2 separate regions of the Homo sapiens genome follow, and region 2 is linked to region 1. Evidence: read pairs that join two places in POLR2A ChIA-PET (ENCODE). Cell type or tissue: IMR-90. All regions are shown on one strand. Each heading gives the region's core, and the rest is flanking DNA. Links, peaks and the distances in the headings are about the cores only.

Region 1 (16,000 bases), core at 5,844-8,343:
TCGAAGCAGAGGGGGAAGAGGAGAACTGAGGGGATTCCTTTGCCATGGGGACAGGGCAGTGTGAGCTACGTCAATAGAGCTGGAGTGTTGGGACTGTCTCCAATCTGTGCTCATGCCTGAACCCCAATAAGTAAACTTTTCTCTCATTTTCCCTAGTCCCCTACATTCGTGGCCTAATATCTACCTTTATTGAATGGAGCCCTGGGCCAAGGTCTAAATTATTTTTCTCGATAGTCTCCTGCTTTCTAGCTGATAAAGTCAGGATGACTCAACAATAACTGAAAATGAAAAAACAAAAACTTAGTCAATACTCCGTTTTTTGTTCACTGTATTATACTAACTACAAAACTGAAGTTTACATTTAAGTAAAAGAAATATGAAATTAGAACAATAAATGCTTATCAACAGTGTTTATTTTGCAGCAAAACAGTAAATTTTATATAAAATAGGAATAAATGCATCCTACACACATGTCTTATACCAAGTTAATTGTAGAAATTACACTACTTTCTGTGCATAGTTGTCAGCCACAATTTGGTTGACATTTTACTTCTTGTCATTTATGTTATGAAAATAATATGGTTTTTTTATTTTCAAATCAATGTTGAACATGTTCTGAAATAACACATGCCACTCTGCCGTTCTCTCCTGATATTCCAGCCCTGCCACCTGCCTGGAGAATCTCTGATCTCTATCTCCAGCCAGAGGTTTTTTGTTTTTTTGAGGCCCTTAAGTAGTTGGGTAGTGAGTGGGGAGCACTCTTCTCGAGTTCCTGGAGCAGCAGAGGGCACTGGAGAACTGTACATTTCACAGCTGTCTTAAGTAAAGCTCTCATTATAACCAGAGGTCTCCTCCATTTGTGGGATTAGATGAATTAAATCCAAATGTTCAGAAAGGAAAGCAAAACATCTGCATGAAAAGGAAATGTGTTAATCGGGGGGATCCAGACAGCTTGTCTTCAGTTCCATAGAGCAAGAGCCTTGGAGCACTTTCACTGGACCAGGGCAGACTTTGAAACAGGAAACCCTGCAGTGAAGAGTGAGATGAAATACCATTTTAGATGGATTCAAGTATCTAACTTATTGTTCATATGTGCTGAATAGGCTTTCTCAAACTGCACATTCTGGTAATCAAATACAAAAGAATTTAGCTTTTCTCCCCGCTCAGATGCCTTAAAGGATGCTATGTTGGAAATAGGCCTGTTTCTTCTTTTTTCTCCCAGTAAAGATTTTTAACCAGTATGTGTTGGCGACTTGTTCTCTCTTCCCTCCTGCCATATGATGTGTAGCCTGGCATTGTAAGGCTCATCTAAAAGGAAGATCCAGGGCTCAGGGTGATCCTGTGAGCTGCAGGATGGGAAGGGGAGGTGTCCATAGCTTTTCTCTGACCTCAACCTGGCCAACATGACTGCATGCCCCTCACCCCCAGGTCTTCCAGAGAAAGCCTCTGGGAGTCTGGCCTCAGTCCCAGTACCGAGTGCAATGTTGACACAGTGAGTTACAGATGGGGGTACCCACCAGGGCTTAGCAGGCCACTCCTCAGCCACAGCCTTCACCCTGGCCTTATGTCTGTCTCTTCACCTGCTCTCCTTCTTTCTTCATATCTTCAGTTCTTTTCACAATACACACCCGACTGGGAAAGCCATAAATTCCCATATTTGAAACACCAGGGCAGACATTGTGCTGATTAATGTCTGCTTTGATTAATGAAACACATTTAAGGTATTTACAGAGCCAACAGCAAGATATTCTGCTCCATGGGGCTCTAAGAAAGAGCAACATTAGTGGATCATTACTCCAATTGCAGGTCCCTTTGGCTTCATTCTCTATCAGGATTGTCTAAGTTAAGAGTTTTGCCAATTATTTCTTATATTTCCTCACTCAAAATTGAAAAAAAGAAGGCTATTCTGGTTGAAGTAATACCCTCAGTATTTTCTACAAACATAGTCACGATATCATCATACTCTTCTGTAAAATATTATATGTATCGTGCTTATATAGAAACAGTAAAGTCATTTTGATAATAAAATTTAAAGAGATACATAAGCATTAGCAAGAGGACATAATTTTGTATTGTCAAGAAGAAAGATTTAAATTTGTTTACTTACACAAATGGAATTTCCATTTGAGATGTTTGGGGTCTACATTCAAAAAAAGTGAAAAATAAGAACAACATCATGGATTGACATACCAGTTGGCTTATTGAATTACTGTAGTAGGTTTATTGTCTTGGTGTTATTAATAGTGACTTTTTTTTTTTTTTTTTTTGATGGCGTCTTGCTCTGTCTCCCAGGCCGGGGTGCAGTGCTGTGATCTTGGCTCGCTGCAACCTCTGCCTCCCAGGTTCCAGCGATTCTGTAGCCTCAGCCTCCCGAGTAGCTGGGATTACAGGCATGTGCCACCGTACCTGGCTATTTTGTTTTGTTTTGTTTTTTTTTAGTAGAGACGGGGTTTTACTATGTTGGCCAGGCTGGTCTCGAACTCCTGACCTCAAGTGATCTGCCCACCTTAGCCTCCCAAAGTGCTGGGATTATAGGCATGAGCCACTGTGCCCAGCCCAATAGTGCTTTTTCATATGCAAAAGTATTCTGGTTTGAGTCTAAATTATATAGCTACCTTCTTATGGGAAATGTGCATAATAATAATTCCTACTTTCTCTATAGAAATGTAAAAGTATATTTTGGTTATTTATTAAACAGAATATAGGCCCAAAGCAGCATCCTGAAGACCCAATTGGCCACCCCATCATGCATCTGTCTGGTGTGAAGCATGCCACGGGGGAGGCCATCTACTGTGATGACATGCCTCTGGTGGACCAGGAACTTTTCTTGACTTTTGTGACTAGTTCAAGAGCTCATGCTAAGATTGTGTAAGTGGTAAAATTCTTACTCAATGGGCATAAATGATTGTCTTTTCATCTAAGTCACACTAGTGAAAAGTAATGGTGTGAAGAAATAGGCTATTTGTTGGTGATATCCAATGCAGACCAGAGGTGAAACAGGATCGAAATGTAGGATTTACTACAACTTCGTTGTCCCAAGAATTTTTTCCCAATTGTCTGGCAGAGACTGTTGGACAGTTCTTACCTCTCTCATATCTTATTATCCAATTAACCATGTTCTTGGCCTCTATGGCCACTCTAAGGAGCTCTGCTGTGTATATCATCTAGGTCTATTGATCTGTCAGAAGCTCTCAGCATGCCCGGTGTGGTGGACATCATGACAGCAGAACATCTTAGTGACGTCAACTCCTTCTGCTTTTTTACTGAAGCTGAGAAATTTCTGGCGACAGATAAGGTACTGCATTTTTGCTTTCTATTTGAAAAATAACTTTCTCAGTTAACGGTGCTTCATATTTTCTTAAAGATACCATCTACTTTGGCACACCATGAAAGACTCCAGTATTCTTAGAATGCTTATTATAAAAGTATATTCTAATATTGAATGAATTCAAATATATTCATTTTCTGTACAAGTAAAGACATTAACTAGTTATATAAAAGATTATTTGGTGTTTTACATTTTCTAATAGTGAGATGGCATACTGCTAATGGTATAAATGAGTAAATGAAGATGGAATAATGGTAAATTTTATATGGAAATCCCTTCCCTGAGAAGCCCTTATTATTGTCCCAGTCTCAGTGTGGTCAAAGTTCAACTACAAGTTCAAGTGGTATCTGCACCATGAAGCCTTTTTTCTCATTCTTCAATCCAGAAGTTCATTCATTCTCTCTCTCTCTCTCTCTCAATTTATTCTGATTTATTTATATTTCCATGTGTTAAATGCGCTTTTTATTTTTTATTTTATTTTATTTTATTTTGAAATGGAGTTTCTGTTTGTCACCCAGGCTGGAGTGCAGTGGCATGATCTTGGCTCACTGCAACATCCACCTCCTGGGTTCAAGCGATTCTCCTGCCTCAGCTTCCTGAGTAGCTGGGATTACAGGCACAAATCACCATGCTCGGCTAATTTTTGTGTTTTTAGTAGACAGCATTTTTGCCATGTTGGCCAGGCTGGTCTCGAACTCCTTACCTCAGGTGATCTGCCCGCCTGGGCCTCCCAAAGTGCTGGGATTGCAGGCATGAGCCACCACGCCCGGCTTAAATGGGATTTTTAAAAGTGAGCATCTATGATGTCTGGTCACCATAGCTGAACAAGATATGTATGATCTCTACTCTCATGGAGCTTAAAGTCTAGAGGAGAAAACAAAGTGACCTTTATGTACTTTCTACCTTGTGTTAAGCTTGTTTATTTTGATGTCTTATATATTTCTTCCACCTAGTATAAATTCCTTGAGTGAGGACCCATGTCTGATTCATCTGTGTATTCCACACACTGCTTCTCACATTGCAGGGTGAATGAGTAGAGGTATAGTGATAACATTGTTGCCTTGTGAAAATTACAAATGATTAAAACTTTGGCTACAGCAAGAACAGCAGTCAACAGGTTTTCTGCATAATTCGGACTGCTCAGTTCAGTGTTTACCCAAAAGGGCTTCATAATTTGAAACAGTCCCTTCCTCTGGCTCTCCTTGGAAGATACTCCCTTGAAGATATTATCTGTAGAAATGAAAGCTTGATGACTGAGAGTTTGAACTCAAGGTTGAAACTCCCCCAAAGCAGGGCTGTGTAGCACTGGCAGAGACGGTGAGAATTTAAGCCCTTTGCATAAATGTTTACTAAACAAGTGAAACTGATCTTGGCTGCATGATAGTACCTGCTCTTTGAGGTGTGCTTATGAAGATCATAAGCATCTCAGGGGCCACATCTATGTGCCAGGTCACAGGAGCAAAATCAGGAGTCTTTGGAGTGCCATTGTGAATGATTGCCTTTGTTGGTTTAATGCTTTTTAAAACATTCATTTATGGCACTTAATGGCTTTTAAAAGTCTTTTCATTGTAGAAATTGTAAGCATACACAAAAATGGGAAAGTATTATACAATGAACCCCATAGATCCATCACCCAGCTTCAACAGTTATCAACACGTTACCATTCTTGTTTCATTTTTCTCTCCTTCACTGCCCCTACCCCAAACAAACACACTTTTTTTGTGTTCATGCTAGATTTTATGTTTTTAATGCCTTTTTTTCGATGATAAAACTACTTTATGTTCATTGTGGAAAAGACATAATAGTTCAAAGTCAATTTTTAAAATGAGTGATTACATTGAAATTGTGAATCACAGCATAAAGTAGGAGAGAGAACTCAGCAATGATGGTGACTTCTTCCAGTCCAGACTGTTTTTACCTTTCTCAAGTCTTAAGGTTTCTTTTCCCCATCTAAATTTCTGCTGTGGTCCCTGTGTGAACTCCTGAGCCTAGCTGCCCCACCTGCAGGCGAATAATCCTAGCTGTCAACCCCCCCAGGAAGGGGATGCTGTCTGCTTGGTCACGTCTTGGCTAGGACATCTTTTCATGAAAAGACAGTTTGTGAGGAGAGATGTGCTCACCATCAGGGTTCTGTTATCACAGGGGACTCCCCTTCCCAGGTCATCCCCTTTTTCTCTCTGGTTGAGATGATCTGTGACTTCCTGGTCCTCCCTGTCCGTGCAGGCAGAGGCTGCCTCTCTCAGAACAGCTCTGATTGTCGTGTGACAGCCAAACATCAAGCCATGGGACAGGCTGGCCCTCACACAGCCTCATAGGCTTGGCCTGGAGCCTGAGCCTGCTGTCCTCAAGACAGCATCACTCCTGCTCCTCTGATACAGCACAAGGATCTAAACTTCCCCCAGTGCCTCGGATCAGGAGGCCAGCTGTGGTTATAGTCATGGACAGATGTGGAGGGGTCACACCTGTGTGTATCTAGCCCTAGCCCTACTGTAATCGAGTACTAGGAGGGAGGAAGAAAATGAATAAAAGAGAGGACCTGATGCCTGCCCTCCTTGACAACAAAGGTCTTTCTGTGTCGTAGGTGTTCTGTGTGGGTCAGCTTGTCTGTGCTGTGCTTGCCGATTCTGAGGTTCAGGCAAAGCGAGCTGCTAAGCGAGTGAAGATTGTCTATCAAGACTTGGAGCCGCTGATACTAACAATTGAGGTAATGAGTTCTGTGGAATGGTGGTGCCAGTTGGGAGCCAGAACAAATATCAGTTAAAATGCTTTTGGCTACTGTAACAGGAAAATGTGGCTCAAAGTGGCCTCCAAAGCACACGGACTTTATTAACCTCTAACCAGTCTCAGTATTAACAATTTCCCCAAGGACATGGCTTCTTTTTGCCACTCTTCTCTGCTGCCCACAATACAAGCTCAATTCCTGTGGTCACACAGATGGCCGCCAGGACAACCTGGACTTCCTTGTTCATGTTCAAGGAGTAAGAGGAACCCTATTGCCCCAGCATTCTAAGCACAAATCCTGAGATCCAGCCTAATTAAGCCACTTAGGTCACATATCCATCTCCAAATTAATGACTGGCAGAGGAATGGAGGAGCTGTTGGTTACTTCTAGGGGTAGGAGTTGGGGTCAGGTTTCTCTGAAGTAAGTGGGCTATGTAGGGGAGTGTAGGAAACTGAAACAAATCTGAGCCCTGTTTGGAAAGGGAAAGGGGAGGGGATGCTAGATGGGAAACAGTGATGTCCAGGAAAGTGGATCCACTCTATGACTTTTTACCCACCTTCACCCAGGCACATGGTGAGGACCAACAGGATGTTCCATGAAGTGAGTGTCAGAGACACGATTTTTAGATTTTTCAAGAGATAAGTCGTATGATGCCTACAGGTATTTTGGCAACTTAAACTGGAGAATTGCATTTTCTATCCTGATTTTTAGAAAGGAGTTGAAAATTTATAAAGGCTATAAGACTCATCTCCATGAAATGATAGGATGTTCTCTTGTGTGCATTCCATTGGTTCTTATAATTTCCTGGATGATGAAAGAATGAACACTGGGGAGGCAGTGTAAATAGATGAGACTCAGTCCATACAGGCCGCATGTGCTCTGGGACACAATATTAGCTTCACAGCATAATGAACATGTTGTTCTCTGGGTGACCGGCATGGCCTGAGGCAGAATTGAGGAAACAACCTGGGCACGATCAGTGTCTCCAGGAGAACTGGGTGTTGGGGGTGCTTCTTGCCATGCTGCTTGATGCTTAGGAACATGGAGTTTGTCTCTGGGAATTTTTCTTACATTTTAAAATAAAAATAAAATCATGTCAAATAGACAAAAACGTAGAAGTCTAATTGGAGTCGAAGTGTGATTAGGCCTCCCAAATTTTCCTGGCCAGTTTCAAATTCAAACACTCTGTTCCCTTCTCAGGCCCTTTTCATTTACATGTTGCATGCTGCTCTTGCTTCATATATTCTGTCCCCTGAAGTTTGCTGGAGAGTTAGAATTACTTATTAGAAATTATTTACGTAACACTTCATCAATATTTTGTTTATAAATCTTTGCCCAATATCAGGGGCTAAATATCTACTCTCCACTCCCCCTACCTTCCAGCCAAATAAAAGCCCCAATAAGCAAATATAATAGATGCCACTCCCCCCACCCTCACCACTTCAACCAGCAGACTCGTGATTGTCTGCCAGAGAATCCCAGCATCAGATACAAGCTCTGGCTTTGTGGAAAAGAGTTGCCTCACATTGTGTTCAGAGATTAAGCTCTCAAAGTCTAAAGATCATCAACTGGATCAGAGCAAATTTAATCAAAGTTTAGAGCAGGGAAATATGCCCCTCTCCCTATACATTACAGTTCTTTTATCACTTTCCTGACTAAGAAAAATTCAGAAAATTGGCTCAAAGTTATTCAAAGAGCAAGCAGCCAGTGAAGTTGAAAAAGATGAAACTTTTAAAAATAGGATTTATAAAACCTAGCTTTTTTTTCAACCTGGAATCTCTTTAATCTTAGATTAATAAGAAAAGCACATGAACAGATTCCAATAGGAAGTGTGTTATCAATCAAAATAGAACAAAAACAAATATATCTCTGTCACTATCACAAAGATTTAATCTGGCACATGCTTTTCGAGTTTTTAGTAGATTGAATGGGGCAACGATCAAAACTCTTGAATCAAGGGGTAAGGCTGATGACCATAATGGAAAAAAATGTGTTCCCTACCGGAATCTGTCCTGAATAATAATCATCAACAACAACATGAGCATAGCTAGGACCTATACAGAGCTCACTGTGTGGTCAACATGGTTCTAGGTCAGTTTCACACATTAACTTACTAAATGCTCACCACAATCCTATGAGGCAAAAACTATTTTTATCCCCATTCTGATGGGGAAACTAAAAGGCAGGGTTACCCAAGGTTACATAGCTAGTCAGTAACAAAAACAATCAACAAACACTCTGTCAAAGAACCTGGGCCCCACCGGTGCTATAAACAAACCAACCCAGTTTTTGAATGGGGGAAATGGCAGAATCACAATAGCCCATCCCTCTAAGGGGTGTTGTCTAGACACCTACTGGTGGCCAGAAGGAAACAGAGATAAGAGAATCCCCAACTACCAACAGAATGGAATTTCATGGATGGACAATAACCCACAGTAGATAATGCCAGCAGGAGCTGGCACACCACATTTGCCAGTGGACACATGGATTACTGCAAGATAAATTCTCAGGGATAGCTAAAAACCAACCTATGTTATTGTAACTACATCTCTGGTTTTGTGCACCACTGTACCCTTTTACTGGGCACCCAGGGAGAGCCAATAGGAGCTAGTGTATAAATGGATTTGTACACCCAGCTCCCAGACAGGGCTTGTCTGAAATCTTACTTCCAGAGCTGGAGGTCCCAGGTGCTCTACTGCCCTGTGCAAATGAAATGCTCATCCCCACAAAGAAGGAATATGGGGCTGGCAGGCAGAGCCACCATGATCCCAATCACTAGAGTCTTTTCAACTAGCAATTATTGAGTGTTTACTATATGCAATATAAGCTCTTCACGTCTTATTTCATTTTATCTTCACCAACCACGATCCTATTGGAGCTATATGCACACCTGTTACTTCCATTTTACAGACAATGATAAGAGAGGTGAAGTGATAGGCCCACAGTCAAAGCTGGTAAGTGGGAAAAATGTGTGCACAATGCTGACTGGGTCTAGAGCCCAGGCTCTGAAGCCCTGTGCTGTATGGCCTTGGCTACATGAAATGGATTGTGGTGTGCAGACAATAACCTGCCTGGAAAATACTAGTTTCATTCTGGGATCACTTAGATGCCAGTTTTTTTCTGTGCATATTATTTCTTCAGACTCAGTAGGCACATTTACATTTCCTCACTGGGGAGTCTCTCTGCAGTTGGATTCTTAGCTTGGCTCACCAGGGTCATGGTGAAAGTGCACGGAACCACAAGGTGAAGGGAGAAACAACCCCTGCTCAGAGGATGTGCAGTGGGGTGTGTCTGCTGCCCTAGGGCAGGGTCTCTTGCCCAAGCTGCCTCATTCCTCTGTTCTCTTTCTAGGAAAGTATACAACACAACTCCTCCTTCAAGCCAGAAAGGAAACTGGAATATGGAAATGTTGACGAAGCATTTAAAGTGGTTGATCAAATTCTTGAAGGTAAAAAGTAATGGAAGAGTAAACAACCCTGGAAGTCTTCTAAGCATGTCAGTTTAAGGCTTCCTTTGTCTTCTGGAAATCATCGGGCAGCCTAGGGGGGTGTTGCTCCTCAGGAACAGGCAGAACAGGCACCTCATTCACAAATGTGTTTCCCTCCGTCTCTGGGGTAGGCCAAGAGCCAATGGGGAGGCAAAAGAGGAGGCAAGACCCTGCCCCTCTTCCCTGACCCCCCTTCCCTCATCAAGGCTCCAGTTGTTAGAGATGTCATTTTCTTTCCTGTTCACAACCACCCTGCAAGAGGGTATTATTATCTCAATCTTATAGGCTGGAAAATGGAGGCTCAGCGTAATTATGGAGTGTGACCAAGGTCACACAACAACTACTAAATAACAGAGTTGGCCATTGAATTGATAGGCTTTATTAGGATTTCCAAAGCCCATGTTTCTTCTTCATCCTTTCTCTCTCTGATTCTCCCTCTCTTCCTTTCTTCCTTCTCTGCTTTTTCTTCCCTTCCTCTTCCCTTCCCTTTCTCCTTTCTCTTTCTTCCAGACTTCTTTGCTGTATGTATGTATGTAATTAAAATTAAATTTGCCTCTTAGAAAATAGTTAATTATAGCTTTCCAGTACAATTCCTTAACTTTTGGCTTTGAGATATTTTAAAACTTACATAAAAGTTGCAGAAACATTAAAGAAACTCCCAAATATTTTTCACTCAGATTCCCCAATTATACACACACACATACACACACACACACTTCTGAGCCATTTGAGAGTAAATTGTAAACATGATGTATGTCTCTTTACCCCTAAATAGTCAGCATTTGTTTCCTAAAAACAGGATGTTGTCTAACATAAACATAGTTATCAAAATCAGAATATTAACACATATTCTATTAATCTACACAGTTTATTCAAATTTCGCTAGTTGTCTCAATAATGTCCTTTATAGCAGAAAAAGAGGTTCATCATAAGTCTTAAATAACCCATGCTTTCCCCGCCACACTCTGCTGTCATTGCTGCTGTGAAAGCTGTCCTAATGCCTGCCTCACAAGATCTCTGATTTACAGACATGCTATTGGGTGGGTATGGGCAGTCTGTGCCACATCTCAGAGCAGAGAAATCATCCGGCATTATCTGTCTTTAAGTGAATTTCCAGGGCATTGGCCTCTAGTGCATGTTAAAAACTCCCATCTTCTGGGCTGGGCATGGTGACTCATGCCTATAATCCCAGCACTTTGGGAGGCCGAGGTGAGTGGATCACTTGAGGCCAGGAATTCAAGACCAGCCTGGCCAAAATGGCAAAAACCCCTCTCTACTAAAAATACAAAAATTCCAGGCGTGGTGGTGGGAGCCTGTAATCCCAGCTACTGAGGAGGCTGAGGCACAAGAATCGCTTGAACCCTGGAGGCAGAGGTTGCAGTGAGCCGAGATTGCACCACTGCACTCCAGCCTGGGTGACAGAAGGAGACTCCATCTCAAACAAACAAACAAACAAACAAACAAAAAACACAACTCCCATCTTCTTAATTTTTCTCACCAACCTTGATCACAAGAATAGGAAGAGTCCTAAGACACATCCCATCCTGAGTGCACAGCCAGAGCTGTGTAATATGTCACCAGTCAGCCCAGCTTCTTAAGTTCCAAGCCCATCATGTCTCAACTCTATAGGTGCATTAAACTTGAAGCGTGTCAGGGGCTGACTGGAAATGTCACCTGAAAGCTGTAGGAAAGACACCTGGAACTGTCACCTACCAGTTTTCCTTGGCATTGTGTCTTATTAGCTGTGTAACCTGGCAGGGCACTTCTCAGGGCTCAGTCTCCCTGTTTTAATATTACATGGATAAAGTAAAAACAATTTCAAATGTGAATTATAAAGATTATAAGAGATAATCATGTGTTCTTGGCATATAGTAACAAATCAATAACTGTGAGCAATGATTATTAGATTTAGATGTTTTTGTTGTTTTCCTGAAAATGTTGTCTATTAGTGAGATACGTTGGCAGGTGTTCATTTATCAAACCCAGTGTTTCCAAGATTTTCTCCTTATAGGAATCACTGAGGATATTTATGAGACCTAGAGATCCCTGTGCCCTTTTTTAGAATTGTAGAGGATCCAAAACAGCCCAGGAACTGGTCTTAACAAGTTTTCCAGGTAATTCTTAGGGCTAGTAAAATGTGGAAAATACTGGAAAAGTGAGTTTGATTTATGGGAATGAAGAGAAAAAGAGGGTACATTTCTATCATAGAGCGTTCCCGGCATGAGCATGTTGGAAATATCAATATTTAGGGGGGTTCCTTGTTTCATGTTTGTTTCCTGACATAATGAGTATTTGTGCAAGAATTCCATTGTTGTATTTTTCCTTGACATCTTCTTTAATTATCTAATTCAATTAGGTGATTGATTTAGTCTGCCTCTTACTTGAATTTTTGTTATTGCTGCATACCCCATTGATAAGTATAAAAATGATACGGGAATATTAAAAAGGACATTTATACTACTTTTCAGTATAAACGCCAGCTGCAGTAGCTCACGTCTATAATCCCAGCACTTTGGGAGGCCAAGGCAGGACATTTGAGGCCAGGAGTTTGACACCAACCTGGTCAACGTAGCAAGATACCTTCTATTAAAAAAGAAAAAGGAAGCCGGGCATGGTGGCTCATGCCTGTAATCCCAGCACTTTGTGAGGCTGAAGCAGGCAGATTGCTTGAGGCCAGGAGTTTGAGACCAGCCCGGTCAATGTAGCAAGACTCCTTCTATTTAAAAAAAAAAAAAAAAAAAAAAAAAAAGGAAGCTGGGCACGGTGGCTCTTGCCTGTAATCCCAGAATTTTGTGAGGCTGAAGCAGGCAGATAGCTTCAGGCCAGGAGTTTGAGTCCAGCCTGGGCAATATGGCAAAACCCTGTCTCCAATAAAAATACAAAAATTAGCCAGGTGTGGTGACAAACACCTGTAATCCCAGCTACTCGGAAGGCTGAGGCACCAGAATGGCTTGAACCCGGTAGGCGGAGATTGCAGTGAGACAAGATCAGGCCACTGTACTCCAGCCTGAGCAACAGTGAGACTGTCAAAAAAAAAAGATGGATGGATGGAAGGAAGGGAGGAAGGAAGGAAGGAAGGAAGGAAGGAAGGAAGGAAGGAAGGAAGGAAGGAGGGGAAGAAAAGAAAAGGAAAGACAAGGGAAGGGAAAGACAAGGGAAGGCAAAAGAAAACCAATTTTCATCCTCTTGACTCACAAGTTTGAGTCTAGCTTTTCCCTTTGTCTGCTATCGTCTTTTGGATTATGAGTTTCTCCTAATATCTCATGATATTTCAATGCGAGGTAATTGCAATTAATTATCATAGCAACACTTTATCTGTCTTCTAAGAAAATAAGTGTCCCACACTGGGGCCTGTAGGAGTGGGGGTAAGGGGAGGGAGAGCATCAGGAAGAATAGCTAATGCATGCTAGGTTTAATACCTAAGTGATGGGTTCATCTGTGCAGTAAACCACCATGGCACACGTTTACCTATGAAGCAAACCTGCACATCCTGCACATGTACCCCAGAACTTAAAAGTTGAAGGAAAAAAAGAAAGAAGATAGGTGTTCCAAGAAAAAAAATATTTAAAAGATAAAATATGTGGAGCATTACATCAGGTCTTAGAATGCGTTCTTGGAGGGAGAACTATTATTGTTTGCACTTATCTGCTGCGAAGATATATTTCAACTCTATCTAATCCCGGTGTCACAGCACCAGAGGATGCTAAAGATTACCATTTTCAAATGAGCCAGCTGAGGCTAGAGAGGCTACCTGATTGACCAGGATGAAATCTAAGAGTTTTCCCAACTCCAAAGTTAGTATTCTTTCCTCTACATTATCCTGCTTCTCATTTATCTCATTAAAATTCTGTTAGCTGGGATGTGCTTTATACTGGAGAGCACAGAGAACAATCTGTATAAAAGGATTTGCAAGAGACCCAGGGAGCCCTGAAACTGAGATGATTTTCCCCACAACCTATCCTGCTGGGCATGGTACAGATAGACACATTCACATCTTAGCAGATTTGGGACTTTAAGGGCCTCTTATTAAAATGTAAATATGCCTGGAGGAATCACTCCTAAACCCATACTGGGATAACATTTTATCTCAGGGATTAGTTGATCAAATTGGTTTCCAACCTAGAGAGTTGACAGCAATACCCTAAGGTGAAGAGGGGGCACTACGGGTGGGGGCTGTCAGGGTAGGCAGTGCAATATAACAGGTTTCTAAAACTTTCCCTTCTTTACAGATTTAAACAGGAACAGCTCTGTCTAATTTTTTTAGCTCTGAATATTTTAAATAAAGTGACTACTTAACAAAATAAATTCTGAGTGGATAGGCAGAATCAATAATACTGCAAGCTTGAATGTAAGCCTAGTGACAATGACATGGGTCTTTAGACTATTTGATAAGAGCTTAAATTGAAGTTAAGATCTGAGCTTGTGAAATTTTAATGTTTATATATTATAAGTGAAGCAGAATCTATTCATTTTTCTGTGCTCTTTTTTTAAACTCAGATTTTCGATAAGATAGGAAGTCCAGATTGCAATTTAAAACATCTCATTTTTTATGCAAATTGAGGGAATCCTCAATTTGCAAATCACTATTGCTGAGTAAATTTTTAATTTTTAAAAGTTCTGCCTTCCATTAACATGATCGTCAGTAATAATTGTATTCTGTTTGTTCCCTCTGCTTTTTATTCTTTTCCCCACCTTCCTGTGGGTTGCCTGAATATTTGCTTAGAATTTCATTTTGATTAATCTATAGTATTTTTTAGTATACCTCCTTGTACAGATTTTTTTTAGTGGTAGCTCTAGATAGTTTACACACATACATATACACATACATATATAAAATAAAATTTATATACATATAAAATATTTACATATATAAAATATCACAGTCTGGTTTCAACATTTTACAAGTTCAAGTCAAGTGTAGAAGCTTTACCTCCCTTTACATCCCTCTCCCTTTTTATAATATAATTGATAATTCTATTTATTTATTCTACATACATTGATAATCACATGAAGCAATGTTATAATTTTGCTTCAAACACAATTTAGGAAACCCAAGAGGAGAAAGAAAGTCTATTGTATATACTGGTATTTTTATTATTTCTGTTGTTCTTTCTTCCTTCCTGATATTTTAAGATTTCTTCATTTAAAAAAAAAATCATTTTCTGTCTGTTTTAAAAACTTCCCTCAGCCATTATTTCAGGGTAAATCCGTTTAAAACAAACTCTTAGTTTTCCTTCATCTGAAAATGTCCTCATTTCCCTTTCATTGTTGAAAGATATTTTTGCTGGCTATAGAACTCTGAGTTGACAGGTATTTTCACACTAGAAAAATTTTACCACTTCTTCTGGCCTCCATGGTTCCTGAAGAGAAATCTACTGTCTTTAAAAGTGCTTTTTTTTTTCTTTCTTTCTTTCTTTTTTTTTTTTCAGATGGAATCTCACTCTGTCGCCCAGGCTGGAGTGCAGTGGTGTGATATCAGCTCACTGCAACCTCTGACTCCCAGGTTCAAGCTACTCTCCTGTCTCAGCCTCCTGAGTAGCTGGGATTACAGGCATCCACCACCATGCCTAGCTAATTTTTGTATTTTTAGTAGAGACAGGGTTTCACCACGAAAGTACTTTTCTCCTATAGATGAAGTAGTGTTTCTTTCTCATAGCTTTCAACATGGTGCTTTTGTCCTTAGTTTTCTGAAGTTTGACTATGAGGTATCTTGGAGTGTATTTCTTTGAATTTATTCTATTTGGGATCACTCAGCTTCTTGAATCTGTAGATTAGTGTCGTTTGTGAATTTGGGGACATTTTTAGCCATTATTTTTCAAATAATGGCTTGACTTCAATGGCACAAATATTAGATCTTTTGTTATAGCCAATGGGTTCCTGAGGTGCTGTTCATTTTTTTTCCAGTCTATTTTTTTCTGCTTTTCAGATTGGCCAATTTCTATTGTTCTATATTCTTGTACATTAATCATTTCCTCTGTTCTCCCTATTCTGTTGCTGAGCCCATCCCTTGAACTTTTTAAATTTTTGCTGTATTTCTTAATTCTAAAATTTCTATTTCTTTTTTCTTTTTATACTTTCTATTTCTTTGCTGAGGTTTCTATTTTTTCATTTGTTTCAAGTGTTTGTGTAATTGCTTATTAAAGCATTTTTATTACAGCTGCTTTAAAATCCTTGTCAGATAATTCTAACATCTGTGTCATCTCAGTGTTGGCATCTGTTGATTGTCTTTTCTCATTGAAGTTGGGATTTTCTTGGTTCCTGGTATGAATGATATTTGATTGTATCCTAGACATTTTAGATATTATGTAATGAGACTTTAGATCTTATTTGAATCTTCTATTTTATTAGAATATTCTGTTTCACTAGAGTACTTTAACCTTTTACTGATGGAGAAGAAGGGGGTGATGCCTTGTTACTGCTAGGTAGGGGTTGTAAGTCCAGGTTCCCCATGTGGCATCCACTG
Region 2 (16,000 bases), core at 7,812-10,311, 450 kb before region 1:
ATACTACAGCATGCACATAGTAATTTAGAAAAGTGAGCAGCAAAACTTGCACGAGGATGATTTTGCTGTGTTCTATGATTTTGTTCTCAAGTAAATAATGAGGCCGGTGTGGGATTGCCACGTTTTGCCATAATTTAGACAATTGTTTCCATGTGCGGAAGTTGAGTCAGGATTCTCTATTTGCTGCATTTATCATTCCCTTTTCATTATTTCATCAGGGAAATGTATACTTTCATATAGGTCCAGATCACATCACATGGACGTGTTAGGGATACCAAATTTGACAACAACTCAGACTTTTGAGATTTTTAAGGAACGGTTTTTCAGTTCTGAGTGTTCCTTTTTAGCCTTCTCAAGCATTTTTCATCTGCTCCTTTTGGAGTGTGATCATGTATGAATTCCCAGCACCAAAATAGCCCATTCTAAGTGTGCATGTGTATTAGTGGTAGGTTTTGGGGGAGGGCAGTAGTGGTCAAAGCCTGGGACAGTTGGACTCCAGAGGGTCCACACCAAAGTTGCAATGTCGTGGTCATAAACCAACACGGACTTACAACCTCATAATACTTTATAAAGTTTATAAAGTTCTTTTATTGTGTGTTTTGATCCTGACAATAAAATACTAAGGTTAAAAATGGCAACCCCTCTTTACTAGTTTGATTCTAACATAATGAAGGATGCATGGAGTTACCTGAGGCTGTAAACTCTTGCAACTACAGACAATCCCCATTACAGCTAAACCAGCTAAACAGACAGAGTTACCCTTATGAAGATCGGCTTATTAAATATTTATTTGTGTAGCACTGATTTACCTTGAGCCAAAACAAAAGACTTCTCTTCTCCCCCCATTTTACGTAATTAATAGTAATAAGAGCTAACAGTCACTGAAAGTTTACCACACATCAGACACTGTTCATGTTAAATATAATCCAATCCTTACATCATCCTATGTGGTGTATACCATTATTAGCCTCGTTTTACCCATGAGGAATTTGAGATTTAAATAAGCCACGCACTCGGCTAACAGTTAGAATCAAGATTCACATATAGACAGACGAATTCAGAGGCTGCATTTCTAACCAGGAAGTGAATTATCTTCATCTTGGAAGGAAGTTTGAGATGTATTTAATTGGCAACAAACAAAGGATATGCCTTATGCTTGCTTAGGACTTTATAATTTTCACCACAGTCCAGCCCTGGAAGCTCTGAACCCTTCCAGTAACATTGTGTCCAGAGCACTGAGCTTAACAACATCTGAATGTACTCCAGCTAATGCTTTGGACATCTCAGCATACTTTCCCGTCCTTTGTCTTGTGCTGTAACAGGAAAATGTTCCATATTCTTTCAAAGAAAAAATACCCTCATGAAATCTGATTAACATTCATTCATTCATTCTCTACCACCACAACCAATGAGATTGGGTTTATGAAGGATACTTGCGACTCCAACGTTGCTAAAGACAACGGCAACTTCTCGGTTCTCACCTTGTTTAACCTCATCACTTGACATTGCTGGTCACTCCCTCCTCCTTGAAATACTGTCCTTAATAGCCTTCCAGGAAACCACACCTTCCCGGTCTTCCTCCTACCTTTTGGGCTATATAATGTTTCAGTCTCTGTTGCTTGCTCCTTTCATCTCCCCGACCTTTAAACATCAGAGTGCTTGAACCTCCTCTCTTTTCAATCATGTCCTTGGTGATCTCGACCAATCTCAAAGCTGAGTCTTATTGTATACATGTATGTCTCCAGCCTATACACCTTCTTGAGTGTCAAACTTGTGCATCCAACAGCCTGCTCTTAGATGTCTAATGGGCATCTCAAGCTTATTATGCCCAAAACTGAACTTGTGATTTTCTCTGAGTCTGTCCATTAGCAGTCCTCCATCTCGTAAGTGGCAAGTCTATTCTTTCAGCTGTTTAAGCCAATTTTACAATCATTCTCTTTCTCTCACTCATATCCAATCTATCACAATATCGCACTCTTAAAAATACATATCCTAACTACCTGTTGACTCTATTTCAAAATATTCCCAAATGTTTTACCATTCATATTGTTACCATCCTAGTCCAAGTTTCTCCCTTTGATTAGAAAAATATCCTCCTTCTTGGTCTCCATGCTCCCACCCTTGCCCCACTACAGTCCATTCTGAATGTAGCAGTTGAATTGATGCTCCATAAATCTGAGTCAGATCATCCCCCATCCCACTCAGAACTTTCCAATTTCACTCAGAGGAAAGGCCCAAATTCTTCCCATGGTCTACAAGCCCCTACACAATCTATATTTCTGCAACAGCCCCCTAACTGTTCCTGATTCATACCAGGTACACAAGGCCTTCCTTCCCATTAGGGCTTTTGCAGTTACATTTTCTCCTACCTTGAATAATCTTTCACTAGACATTGTGATGGCTCCCTTACTACCTTTAGGGTTTTGCTTAAATGTCGCCCTCTCAATATGGCCTTCTGTTCCAGTTACTTTTGTGCCATAACAAATGTCCTCAAAACTCAGTTGTTAAAAAAACAATCATTCTTATATGTTCAAGGATTCTGTGGGTTAGGAACTCAGCAAGGGCACAGTGAGAATAGCTGAGGGTGACATCACAGCTGGGAGTTGAAAACTGACTCACTCACAAGTCTAGCAATTGTGTCAGTGGATACCTCAACCAGAACACCTATATGTGGCCTCTCCATAGCTCTGTGGGCTTCCTGGCTGCATGGTGGCTGAGTTCCAAGAGTATGTCTCAAAGAGCAGCAGGCAGATGCTGTATCACCTTTTATGACCCAGCCTCAGAAGTGACACAGTATCTCTTTCACCAGAGCCATAAACGCACACAGATGGAAGGAGAGGAACAGAGAACCCCACTCCTCCCCCAACCCACCATCTAATGGGAGAAGTTTCAAAGTCACACTGTGAGGAAAGCATGTGGGATGGGTGATATCATGTTGCCATCTTTAGACATTACAATCTGGCACACCTTCCCTACTCATTTTATTTTAAGTTGCAACCACTCTCAGCCCTCAGCCTCTTCCACCTCAACACCGTCTACTCCCTTTCCTTTATTTTCCCCAGAGCATTTGTATTAGTCTCCTGTTGCTGCTGTAACAAATTATCACAAACTTAGTGGCTTCCAACAACACAAATTTATTTCCTTACAGTTCTGTAAGTTTGAAATCTGAAATCCGTTTCACTAGGCTAAAATCAAGGTGTAAACAGGGCTGCATCCCTTCTGGGCGCCATAGGGGAGAATTTGATTCCAGCCTTTCCCAGCTTCCATTGGCTTCCTGCATCCCTTGGCTGGTGGGCTTACATCACTCTTACTTCTGCTTCCATCATCACCTCTCCTTCTTATAAGGACCCTTTAGATTATGTTGGGCCCACCTGGATAATCCAGGTAAACTCTCCACCTCAAAATTCTTAACTTAGTTACATCCGTAAAGTCTCTTGTGGCAAATAAGGGAACATATTTATAGGTTCAGGGATTAGGAAGTGGACATCTTTGGGGCCCATTATTCAGCCTACCAGAGCAGTTAATCACCATTTGACACATTACATATTTTACATATTTGTTTATGTCCTGTTTAGTAGAACATAGTCTTCATCAGAGAAAAGAGTGCTCTCTTTGTTGTTGTTGTGTCCCATGAGCCTAGTAAAGTCCCTGGCATCTGTTAAAAACTCAATATATATTTGTTGAAGAATTATTTTGTCAAATAAGTGATCCATAAATATTATTGAGTGCCTACTATGTGCAGGATAATGTAGCCACACTGAAGTCTTGTTAAAACTGATTTTCCAGAGTGTTCTAAACACTCTGTACCCATAGAGAAAACCACATGTGTGATTCATCGAAATAAAAAGTCAAGGGTCTAGCCCATAACCACAATAAAAAAAAATCTTTTCCATTTCTTTTTGGACATTGTACAAAAAGTTATTGTCTCTGTCATAATAAGAGCGCAGTCTGAATCTCTGTCATCTTCCTATCCCAGTTACTCGTCCTAAATGAAAAGGGAAGACATGGGGATGGCAGAGGATTCGGACCCTGGGTCTTAATTACCTACACAGGGGTTGGGCACTGCTACTTATTTGATCTTAATTGAGCGGCCCTATGGCCCTGCTTGCGGTTTTGTTTCCATAACATTCCATGATATTTCTCCAGACAGTACACAAATAAAAATGGTTTGTGTTTCAACTGAATTTCCTGATTCTTTGTGAATCAAGCCAGATGTGTGGAAATGTCTGTGTGTGTGTGTGTGTGTGTGCGTTTAGACACTGATCCATATGCTTGCACGGATACGAATTCTGTGACCTTCTGTTCTTTCTTTTCCTTGATGATTCCTACACACAACCTCATAAGGCACATCTCATAATTAACTTGGATCTGTTTCAATCATGAATTTTTCAAAAGATCATAATCATCATGGTTTCCATGTCCATTCAGAAAACAATATAGCCGCATATGTCCATAAATGACCCGCATAGAATCTGCCCTTATCCATTTTGTTTTGGAACATGAGCCAAATTGGACTTATTTCTATTCACTTCAGATGTAATAACTTAGCCTGTTACTAAACATCACATAAAAAGCAGAATCTCAAAGCAAAAAACAGAAGCAAATACAGTTTTCTGTGTTAACTAGAGTTAGAGAATACAGGGAAAGGAAACAAAGAGTAGTTAAGAGCTTTTATTTCTCTTTAGGCTCAGTTTTCCCAGCTGTGAAGTGGGCACACTAAAATCTTTCTTGGCAACTTACTTGGCCTTTATACACTTGACTCCTTTATCCATAAAACTGATACGGTAATAATAATACCTACCCAGGAGAGGAGCTGAAAGATGAAATTAGTTTCAGATGCAAATTACTTATTTAAATGGCTGGCGCTTAGTAAACGTTCAATGTGTTGAATCCACTATTATTATTCACTCATAGAATTAGGTAAATTCTAGACATGTGACTTATATTAACTAATTGATAGCTATTTTTAAAAAACAATTTCTTAGAGCAGTTTTAGGTTCACAGCAGAATAGAGAGGAAAGTACAAAGATGTCCCATGTCCCCTCTTCCCCCACACATGCATAGGCTCCCTCATTATCCACATCCCCCACCAGAGTGGCACATTTGTTTCAATTGATAAGCCTACATTGACACATCATCACTGTATTGGGCCGTTCTTGCATGGCTATAAAGAAATATCTGAGATTGTGTCATTTATAAATAAAAGAGTTTTCATTGGCTCACAGTTCTGCAAGCTGTACAGGAAGATCTGAAAGCTTACAATCATAGCAGAAAGCAAAGCAGGAGCTTGCATATCACATGGTGAAAGCAGGAGCAAGACAGTGAGGGGGAGGAGCTACACACTTTCAAAGAAAGACCTCAGGAGAATTCACTTACTATGGTGAGGACAGTATGATGGGGGATGGTGCTGAGAGGTGACAGCGTGCTGGCTGTGGTCGCAGCCCTGGCTCGCTCTTGGCGCCTCCTCGGTCTCGGCGCCCACTCTGGCCGCGCTCGAAGAGTCCTTCAGCCCCCGGCTGCACTGTGGGAGCCCCTTTCTGGGCTGGCCAAGGCCGGAGGCGGCTCCCTCAGCTTCCCGGGACGTGTGGAGGGAGAGGCGCGGGCGGGAACCGGGGCTGCGCGCCGCGCTTGCGGGCCAGCGCCAGTTCCGGGTGGGCGTGGGCTCGGCGGGCCCGCACTCGGAGCAGCCGGCCGGCCGGCAAGCCCGGGCAGTGAGGGGCTTAGCACCTGGGCCAACTGCTGTGCTCGAATTCTCGCCGAGCCTTAGCTGCCTCCCGGCAGGGCAGGGCTCGGACCTGCAGCCCGCCATGCCTGAGACTCCCCCGCCAACCCGCTGTGGGCTCCTGCGCACGGCGAGCCTCCCCAAGAAGCGCCACCCCCTGCTCCAGGGCGCCCAGTCGCATCCACCGCCCAAGGGCTGAGGAGTGCCGGGCGCACGGCGCAGGGCTGGCAGGCAGCTCCACCTGTGACCCTGGTGCGGGATCCACTGGGTGAAGCCAGCTGGGCTCCTGAGTCTGGTGGGGACTTGGAGTGTCTTTATGTCTAGCTAAGGGATTGTAAACACACCAATCAGCACCCTGTGTCTAGCTCAGGGTTTGTGGATGCACCAATCGGCACTCTGTATCTAGCTAGTCTAGTGGGGACATGGAGAACTTTTGTGTCTAGCTCAGGGATTGTAAACGCACCAATCAGCACCCTGTCAAAATGGACCAATCAGCTCTCTGTAAAACAGACCAATCGGCTCTCTGTAAAATGGACCAATCAGCAGGATGTGGGTGGGGCCAGATAAGGGAATAAAAGCAGGCTGCCCCAGCCAGCAGTCCCAGTCCATACTGTGGAAGGTTTGTTCTTTTGGTTTTTGCAATAAATCTTGCAGCTGCTTACTCTTTGGGGCCACACTGTTTTATGAGCTGTAACACTCACCATGAAGGTTTACAGCTTCACTCCTGAAGCCAGTGTAGACGAGGAACCTGTTGGGAGGAAGGAACAACTCGAGACGTGCCACTTTAAGAGCTGTAACACTCACTGCAAAGGTCTGCAGCTTCACTCAAGAGCCAGCAAGACCACAAACCCACCAGAAGGAAGAAACTGTGAACACATCTGAACATCAGAAAAAACAAACTCCGGAGATGCCGCGTTTTAAGAACTGTAACACTCACCACAAGGGTCCACGGCTTCATTCTTGAAGTCAGTGAGACCAAGAACCCACCAATTACAGACACAGTGCTGAGCCATTCATGAGAAATCCACCCACATGATCCAGTCACGTCACACCAGGCCCCACCTCCAACAGTGGGGATTACATTTCAATAAGAGAGTTGGAGGGGACAGGTATCCAAACTATATCAATCACTCAAAGTCTATAGTTTGCATTAGGTTTGGCTCTTGGCCTTGTATGTTCTATGGGCCTGGATCGATATATACTGACATGTATCTATCCATTGCAGCATCATTCAGAGTAGTTTCTCTGGCCTAAATATTTTCTGTGCTCCTCCACACAGCTCCCCCACGCATAATTCTTGGTGACCACTTATCTTTTTATTGATCTATAGTTTTGCCTTTTCCGGAATGTCATATAGTTGGAATCATACAGTAGGTTGCCTTTTCAGATTGGCTTCTTTGACTTAGTAATCTGCATTTAAATTTCCTCCATATTTTTTCATAGTTTGATAGCTCATCTCTTTTTAGTGCTGAATAATATTTCATTGTCTGGGTGTACCACAGTTTATTTATCCAGTTACTTACTGAAGGGACATCTTGGTTGCTTCCATAGCTATTATTTTTAAAAGGAGAAAGGACTCCTCTAGCTGAAAAACTAAAGAACTTAGTGTGATTTCAGAGGCCTAAGAATGTTCTGTTTACCCTTAGGAGTTTCTCTTCTACCTTGAAGTAAAGCCTGCTGTTTCTCCAACAAAGCTTCACTTATCTGACTTAAAATGTTACAATGAAAATACTCCTAGGAGAAATATTACTTTAAGCATCGTTAGCTATTTACACTTCAGAATGAGTGAGTTTTATATCTTGTTCTGAGAAATTTCCCCAGAGGTAGAGGAAAACAACATGAGACAATTGGCATCAAGGAAAACAACTTCACCTACTCCACGATTATAAATAACTTATGTGAATATCAAATTCAATGACATACAGAATGGTTTCAGTGTATATCCCACAATTCCCTTCTAATGCCCCAATTGAGTGATTAGGTCTTACAAGTTTTACAAATATAGTCAAAAATCCTCTTAATTGACCCTCATTGGACATCAAAATTATTTTGGTAGTTTTAAATACTTGTCAAATGAGAGTTATTACTGTTTTTGGAGGGCATTTACTTTTTGTAGTTTTCATAGCTGGAACTAAAGTTCATGAAAAAAATACAGCTATTATTCCTTGCTCCTGTTTCTCCCCCTCCCCTGACCTTGCCAGGGCACCCAAGACGCACACATCCCTTCCACAAGGCACCTCAGCCAGGCTTGGGTCTGCCATGAAGGAAGCTTTCATGAAGGAAGCAGAAAGATCACACAAAAACTGCATGGTACAATGAGGAGATTATCTGTTGAGAGGAAGTGAAGCTTTCACTCAGCTGGTAATTAAAAACTGAGGCTCTTGACCCACCCTTCTGCAAATGAGCTAACCTTGGCAAGTGCTTCCATTCGTTTGGCCTCAGTTTCCCCATTGGTAAAATAGGAATTGGTTAAGATAATTTGTAAGACAAATCCTCTAGTTCTAAGTTTCTATGGTTACTCTTTGACAGTTTTGTACCTAACTAAATGCCAGGAGTCATTTGTTCCTAAGATTTTATAGCCAACTAGAATATAAACTCCTCTAGGCTAGGGCACAAGTACTCCCCAAGCTCCTGGGGCAACCCATCTTTCACTGCCTACACAAAGCAAAACCAGTGAAGTTGGTCTCCAATGATCCCAGCCTCTCCTTCTCTCCCCTAGGATTATCCAGGTAGACAACTGTGGAATCCTAAGCCTCACTTGGACAAGTTATCTACATTATCCAAGCATTAATTTCTTCTTTCATAAACTGAAGATTACAATATCCATCTTACTGGGCTTGCAGTGAGAATTAGTTTTTATAATGTGTACAACTTACTAGCACAGTGCCTGGCATATATTGGCAATTTTCTCTTCCTTTTGACTTTATTGCCTCGTGCTTTTAAAATTCTAATTCTTCCTTCACATTAAAGGAAAGGAAATGGCGTGGTGAGACTAAAACTCATTTGGATTGTGTGATGGTTCCCCAGGCTTCTGTGGGGTCCAGCTTTCATCTTTGACTGTGGAAGGCTTTGACTATTCTACAAAGAATCCCAAGCATGTGGGGTGCAGGTGGCAAGAAGAATTCTTTTGCTAAGCTGGAGCATCTCTCCTGATTTTGAGCTCGAACTTCCTCAAAGTCAGTGCCTAAGTCTACTTGAGTTTTTTCTAGGAAGCCAGTGAGTCAGAAAAGCCTGAGTGGGAAGAAATGGCAAATCTCCACCAGCTCCCTGCACCATATGCCAAAAAAGACAACTGTCTGGGCTCCCCTGGGAAGCGGTGGCAGCTGCTGGAGGTTCTTGCCTGGGAACTGGGAGTGTGGAGGATGAGGTGCTGGCATCGAGGGTTGTTTGCACTGATTTCCCCACCCCTTCCAGCTGGCTACAGAGGTCTGGGTGAGGAACAGGTGGAGAGAAGAGAGGGAAGAGCCAGGAGCAGCTGGATTCTTGCAAGGCTCCCACAGAAAAGGCTATTCCAAGATCTGAGTACTTGGGACCAATCCAGGGAACTCAGCCCGGGTCACTGGCAGGGACTCACACCCTGCTGCTGCCTGTGGCCCATGGCAGGCAGTCCAAACCCCTTTGCATGGTATCCTGAGCTCTTCCCAACATAGCTGCTGCCCATGTTGCTGCCCATGTTGCTGCCCATGGCTGCTGCCACTTCCCCCAGGTCAGCTTCTCATCATCTCCTGAGCAGCCTCCATGTGATCATGCTCCTCTCAATCTGAAAGGTCCTTCCATCCTACTCTGTATTGAAAACTCTGACACAGTCTCTAAGACCCATCTCAGGCTTGCCTTCTTTGCCTAGGCCTTGCCTCTCTGCCCTGAGCCTCTGCAGCATTCATACCTCCATGGCAATCTTCACTACCTCCTCATAGCCATCTGTTTGCATGGTTTGCTCCTCCACTAGGTGGAAGATACTTGAGAACAGGGACCTTGCTTGATTCACCCTGAACTGCAGCGCCCAGCCTGCACTTGGCATAGGATAGGTACTCAATGAACGTCTCTTAAATGGATGTTGAGCCCCAGTTGCAGAAGAATAGAAAAAGAGAACTTGGTCTTCCCACCGTGGGGCCATGAGCACAGCCAAATGAACCAAGATGCTCCCAGGACCAAGATCCTAATCAGTGCTGGCCCTGATCAGAGATTCTTGGAGGATTAACCAAAGATACAAACTAGAAACACAACTCAACTGTTTAAAAAGAATACTCACTTTAGGCACGTTCTTCCATATTCAAAATATTTTTTTTCTTAGCCATTGTAAAAATCCTTCTATTGTAATAGCAGAATTTCGTCCTCAGATGCCAAGAAACCTTACAGTGCAAGTCACCCCCTTCCTGCTTTTTTTAATAATCCTAGAGAAGCAGCTGGAAGGAGAAAAAAAATCACACACTCAGATGTACTCAGAACTCTGTCACAAAATGAACATCAGAACTGCTAGCCAAGGGGAATTTTTCTTTAAGAAGAACTCCAAGGCCAGGCAGGGTGGCTCATGCCTGTAATCCCAGCACTTTGCGGGGCCGAGGCGAGTGGATCATCTGAGGTCAGGAGCTCAAGACCAGCCTGACCAACACGGTGTAACCTGGCCTCTACTAAAAGAAAAAAAAATACAAAAATTAGCCAGGCATTGTGGCGGGCACCTGTAATCCCAGCTACTTGGGAAGCTGAGTCAGGAGAATCACTTGAACCCGGGAGGTGGATGTTGCAGTGAGCCGAGATCGCACCATTGCATTCCAGCCTGGGCAATAGAGCGAAATTCCGTCTCAAAAAAAAAAAATTTAAAAACTCCATAATATATTAAACATGCAATAGCATTTCCTAGATTCTCTATCCATTTTCCTTCACCCATGGAGGAATTCCAGATCTAATTATAGGCATTTATGGGAACGGCTTTCACTGATGCCTAATCACTGTGTAGTATGAGAACTGTTATGTACACCACTGCATGTGTGAGATTAACTTTATGTTTTACTGGATTATATGTTTTACTGGATTATCACATTAAACTTACAAAAGCACACTCAGACTTCAGCCAGTTTGTCCACTCTGCATGGCTGATCACTCCTAGAGGATAGTTATCTGCTCATACTTTAGAAAAACTGGTCAGAGCTTTGGTGAGAGTAATTTTTGATACCTCTTCTGCACCCTTTGCAACACCTGCCCCCATGCTTTGTGGCCATGTTGGAAGACTTCATAAACATCTGCAAAGATAGTCTACTTATTGAGAGAACGTGGAGCTCACCAGAATACATTAAGAGCCTGCAGAACGCTCAGTGGCCAAGAAGCTGTTGGAAGACTCCCCAGGACTTCTCATCTGGCAGGAAGACTGACACATTTATAAAGGAGCCTTTGAATAATTATTTAAGGGAAATGTGATTTTAATTGTTACCTTTGGACTTTCCAGATACTGCTAAAATAACACTTCTGCCATTAGCACCTTAGCCCTAGGGTAGAAGCAAATTTCACCTGGAACAAACTTCCTAATATGGAGAGGGAAGGGGAAGAGGGGGGTCATGGAAAGATCTGGGATGGGAGGCAGCCCCAGTTCTGTCATTAACTGGGGGTTTGGGACGTTTGCCCACTGGGCTCCTGGATGCACTTCATTTAAGCCTTAAGCTGCTGGTCTTCTGAATTCACGGAGAGCGACAAAAGGGACCATGGAGGTGAATGTCATGAGCTAAGTTCTGTTGGGAGGGTCAGAGGGGCCACCATTTAATTAGTGCCCAGGTGTAGCCCATTCCACAGCTACATGTGGGTCAGAGGTTTGCTGAGGGAGGGAGAGACGGGACAGGATCCTAAATACCATGGAGAAGATTCACCCAACTAACAGTCACCCTCCCCACGTTTGCCAAGCACAGCATAGTCTCCCTGCCTGCCTCAGTCCTTCTAGGCTTTCTGAGTCTTCTCTCAGAGATATCTCTTTTTTTTTTTTTGCAACCTAGTGCAGCTGATGGATTAGACATAGGATCGAACCCCCCTGACCCCACCCAGTTACATAGAGGACACATTCCTGAAACACACTGTGTTAACTACAAATGTAGGACCAGAGGAAGTCTGTGGGCTGAGGGCTGAAGGCAAGGCAGCCACTGAGGCATGAGCTCAGGTCTCCTTTCATGAGAACTTTGTGTGGTGAGTTCCTGGCCTCAGGGCAGCACCTCTTCCCAGGCGACTCCAGCCAGTGACTGAGAACAGCAGGGGTACTCGGGTCTGGCCATTTCTGCCCAACATGGTACTCCTCCAGCAGGACAGCCTGGCTCTGCATGGAGCTCCGGATGGGGCTGGCTGGACTTTCTCAGCATCACACTGCAGCAGAGGCTCTCCCTGCTCCACCCTCCCTGCTTCCTCATCCCCTTTCACAGGCATCAGACCTACTACATGACCTAAAGCCCTTCCCTGCCTGCTTCTATTTTCCCTCCCCTTTCACAGTCATTTCCCTCCTCCCAAATCACTCACACTTCTGATTATTTTGGTGTCTGCCTCCCAGAGGACCTGAGCTGACACCAGCTATAGGCTCAAGATAGGAGAAATGTATTTTAACTTTAAGAGGTTATTTTGACTCAAAATACAGCTCCATAATGTTTTACCCATAATTTAAAACTCAAAAATCTCGAAAACACCAAAACTTGATCTGACCGTATATGAGGCTATTCAAATCTGCAATTATTCTACTTCATAAATTATAAATAACATATTTATATTAAATACATTTATTACAGAAATATGAATGTGCTTGGTTATGGGATGCTGCTTCTAACTGATGGGCATGTCATATGCAGTATATGTATTAGATGAACTCTCTAATATCTAAAAACATCTGAATTATGAAAAATATCTAAGAGTTTTGAAGAAGGAGTTGTAGACCAGTACTATACACAAATTGAAGTCTATGAAGCAGCTTATCTCCAAAGGAGAGCCCGTTGAACCACGCCTCCCAGTGATGGCAGCGGCTGCTCCAGACAGCCTGCCACTGCCATCATGCTAGCTGCAGCCAGGAAGCACAGCTGGGACTGCACGCTCAGTGGAGCTGGTGGGAGCTGGGACAAGCAAGAACCCTGCCCCTTCCCCCTTCCAAGATGGGGTAGGAGCTCCCTGGGTGCTGCTGCAGCTGCCCAAACTGCAGCTGTAGACCCAGACCTCCTGCTCTATGGAGCAGGCGGGATCCCCCTACTCCAGGGTAGGGCTGCAGCTTCCCAAACCACCACTGTGGATCCAAGCCTCCCTGTGCTCTTGGGGAGCTCCCCACGTGCCACTGCAGCTGCCCAAACAGGGGTTGTACACTCAGGCTCCCACTCCACTGAGCAGGAAAGAGCCCCTCCCAAAATGTAGCTGCAGACTCAGGCATCCCTGCACTCTTGGGGGCCCAGGGAAGGCCCTCTTGCCCTTGCAGGCTCGGAAGTGCCTGTTCTTCCTCCTCCTTCTCTGCTGTTGACACTCATTCCAATCTGGGAGAAGTCAGGGCCAAGCCTGAGTTCCATGAACGGCAGCAGGAGGCAGACAGTTTCTTGGGACCGGTAAGGTCCCACCTTCAGGCCCAAAAGGGCCTGAAGGCTGGGGGCTGGGCTGCCAGTCCCACAGACCAGAGTGGGGACTTGCGGTGCCTTTTCCAGCTCCCATGGCTGCCCATGGACCAATGGGCACAAATTTCCTCCCCTCTGAGGTCCATAAAAGCCCCCAGCTCAGCCAGAGCAAGCAGAGGATGGAGAGGACAGAGAGACAATGGGAAAACCAGCTGCAGAGAGGAACTACCCTCTCTGCTAAGAGCTTCAGAGACCTGCAGAGATGTCGGTACTACCAGCTGCAGAGAGGAACAACCCTCTCCAGGGCTTCCTCTCTGGTGAGAGCTTGATACTTGATGGGACAACCTGCCTACAGAGAGGAGCCACCCACTGCAGGTCTCCTCTGAGCTGTCGTACACTTAATAAAGCTCCTCTTCATCTTCTTCACCCTTTACTAGTCTGCGTACCTCATTCTTCCTGGATGCAGGACAAGAACTTGGGCAAAGGCACCACTAGCCACAGAGGTTTCCAGCCAGAAAATCGACACCCCAAAGATGCCATAACACAAGTCCTCATGCCCTTGTGTGGTCTTCTCACCTTGAGTCTGGGTGCTTTACCTGTAGAATATGGCAGAAATGATGCTGTGCCAGTTCTGAACATATGCTTTAAGAAAGTTTAGCTTCTACTTTTATACTTTTAGATGATCTTATCCACCAAGAAATCTGGACAGACCACTACCAGTGTTGAATTACAGAGGCACCAAGGCTGAGTGTTAAAAAGAGTGGGAGAAAAAAATTAAAAACATTTCTAAGGCCTTTCTCTTAAGCCAGGTACTAAGAGCATAAGATTAGAACAAGTACACTCAAGATTTAAGGACAAATGGATGATGAGGTCCTTGGGAAGGAAGTCTTTTCCTGTAGCCATGTGCAGTTAGCCAGTAGCTACACAATGTAAGAAACTATTCATTCCAGTATGAACATGGTGATGTGACATGTTAGCATTTTTTCATTTAATAGTCAAGTGTGTATATTAATTATGCCTAGAGCAAAATGTGTAATGCAAGCTGTGGGATACATGCTATATAACCCAAGTGACAAGAATACCAGATAAGACAAGATCTGAAGGAATAATTGTTGCCTGTCTGAAAGTTTACTGCAACCATTTGTTTACAAGTCAACCTTTTTACAGTTGGAAGTTTGGACAGTGAACAGAGAGAAAATGACTAGATAGCATGACAGCAGCACATTTCTCTAACAAGTTGTCATGGTTCTTGTATCAAAGTACAATTGAACATGATGAATCCTAAGATGTATTTCAAGATGTAATCACCTATCTTCAAATTGCCATTTGAATTTTTTCACTTCTTAATTTGCATATGCAAATAAAGGACTTGCAAATGACTTGGTTACAAATATTATTTAAATTATATACAAGATTTTAAGTTCCCCGAAAGCAGGAATTATATTTTTTTAGCCATTGCATCCTCTTTAGCATCTGCTTACAATGTCCTGGTAGAATCTCAAAACATATTCAATTAATATAAATAAATTTAAATAAGCTTTTAAGTATAATAGATGCCAAATTATTTTCCTTATTTTTCTGCATTGTTTAAAAGAAAATGAGATGTGATAATACACATGGGTTTTTGCTACATGTAATTTCTAAATAATAGATATTATCCTTCCTCTATGGTGCTTCTTGAGAGTGAGTTTGACACAACCAAAGAGGCAGGTTGATGGATTTGGGTTGCTAGAGAACTGTTTCGGGTGTTGTGGGAGAGCTTGGAGGTTCCCAACACTGTATCCAATATTTCAGCCCTGCTCTGCTTGGCACTGCCCACTTCCTCTGCCTGTCTCTTGCTTTCCTAAATATGGCGAGAATTTTACTGTTGAGTAGATGTCTGGTTTCTCTTTTAGAAAGGACAATGTGGCCGAGTGGGGTGACTCACACCTGTAATCCCAGCACTTTGGGAGGCTGAGGCGGGTGGATCATGAGGTCAGGAGATCAAGACCATCCTGGCCAACATGGTAAAACTCCGTCTCCACTAAAAATACAAAAATTAGATGGGTATGGTGGCGCATACCTGTAATCCCAGCTACTCGGGAGGCTGAGGCACGAGAATCACTTGAACCCAGAAGGCAGAGGTTGCAGTGAGATGAGATCGTGCCACTGCACTCCAGCCTGGCGACAGAGCGAGACTCCATCTCAAAAAAGAAAAAAAGGACAATGCACCTCATAAAAGGTGATCAAAATATTGCTTCAAATGAAACAGTTTTAGATGAAAAAGGAAAGAACCACTAACTTTTCTTCTTTGTCCTCATAACTGTCAGATAGACAATTACAGACTCTAACATTTTACCATTAGAAACAATGCTCCATTCTGCCAGTAGTGTAGGGTTTACCGTCTGATGTCACAAAAGAGAGTAATTATACTCTGCCACCTTGTTTTTCTTTAAGATAAACTGATACTAGAGCTCTGCAGCTCAACCCTGGAAAACTCTGAAATGAACAGCACAGAAAGGGATCGCCGGGGATCAGAAGTGGGGCTAAGATGGTTTACTAAAAGTTAAGTATTCTTCCTTTTAATTTCCTCCAGGATTTATGAAGGCAAAGCCACCATAAAGTTTTATTTCCCCAGGGCATTCTCTGAAAACACCAGGCACCAGGGCTAAAGGAATTGCCTCTAGGATTCGTTTGTTGCAGCTTCAACTTGAACTCTCTTCCTCAGCCATAGGTTCACTGCCAG

Evidence for each region. ChIA-PET counts read pairs that join two places held together with the same protein. Peaks named below come from ENCODE experiments on the same cell type or tissue, not always from the same donor. Only the 100,000 strongest peaks of a DNase experiment are listed, where the experiment ranks them.
Region 2: POLR2A ChIA-PET joins it to region 1 with 9 read pairs; 1 of 35 experiments calls an interaction of 5 or more read pairs at or near these places.

Annotation. Positions count from the first base shown.
Region 1 is chr2:200,617,952-200,633,951 of GRCh38, forward strand. It overlaps AOX1 (aldehyde oxidase 1), which reads left to right. Exons shown (of 35, transcript NM_001159.4): 17 at 2,699-2,868; 18 at 3,169-3,295; 19 at 5,910-6,032; 20 at 9,402-9,498. Among named protein-coding and RNA genes, the nearest start is that of AOX1, 40 kb to the left of the region's middle. In IMR-90, for the core only: no CTCF peak of the experiment used is centred there; a DNase peak (open chromatin) is centred at 6,880; H3K27ac peaks cover 1,108 bases.
Region 2 is chr2:200,169,194-200,185,193 of GRCh38, forward strand. LOC124906112 (a long non-coding RNA gene) reads right to left here and starts at 5,604. Exons shown (of 3, transcript XR_007088012.1): 1 at 5,377-5,604. In IMR-90, for the core only: no CTCF peak of the experiment used is centred there; a DNase peak (open chromatin) is centred at 8,978.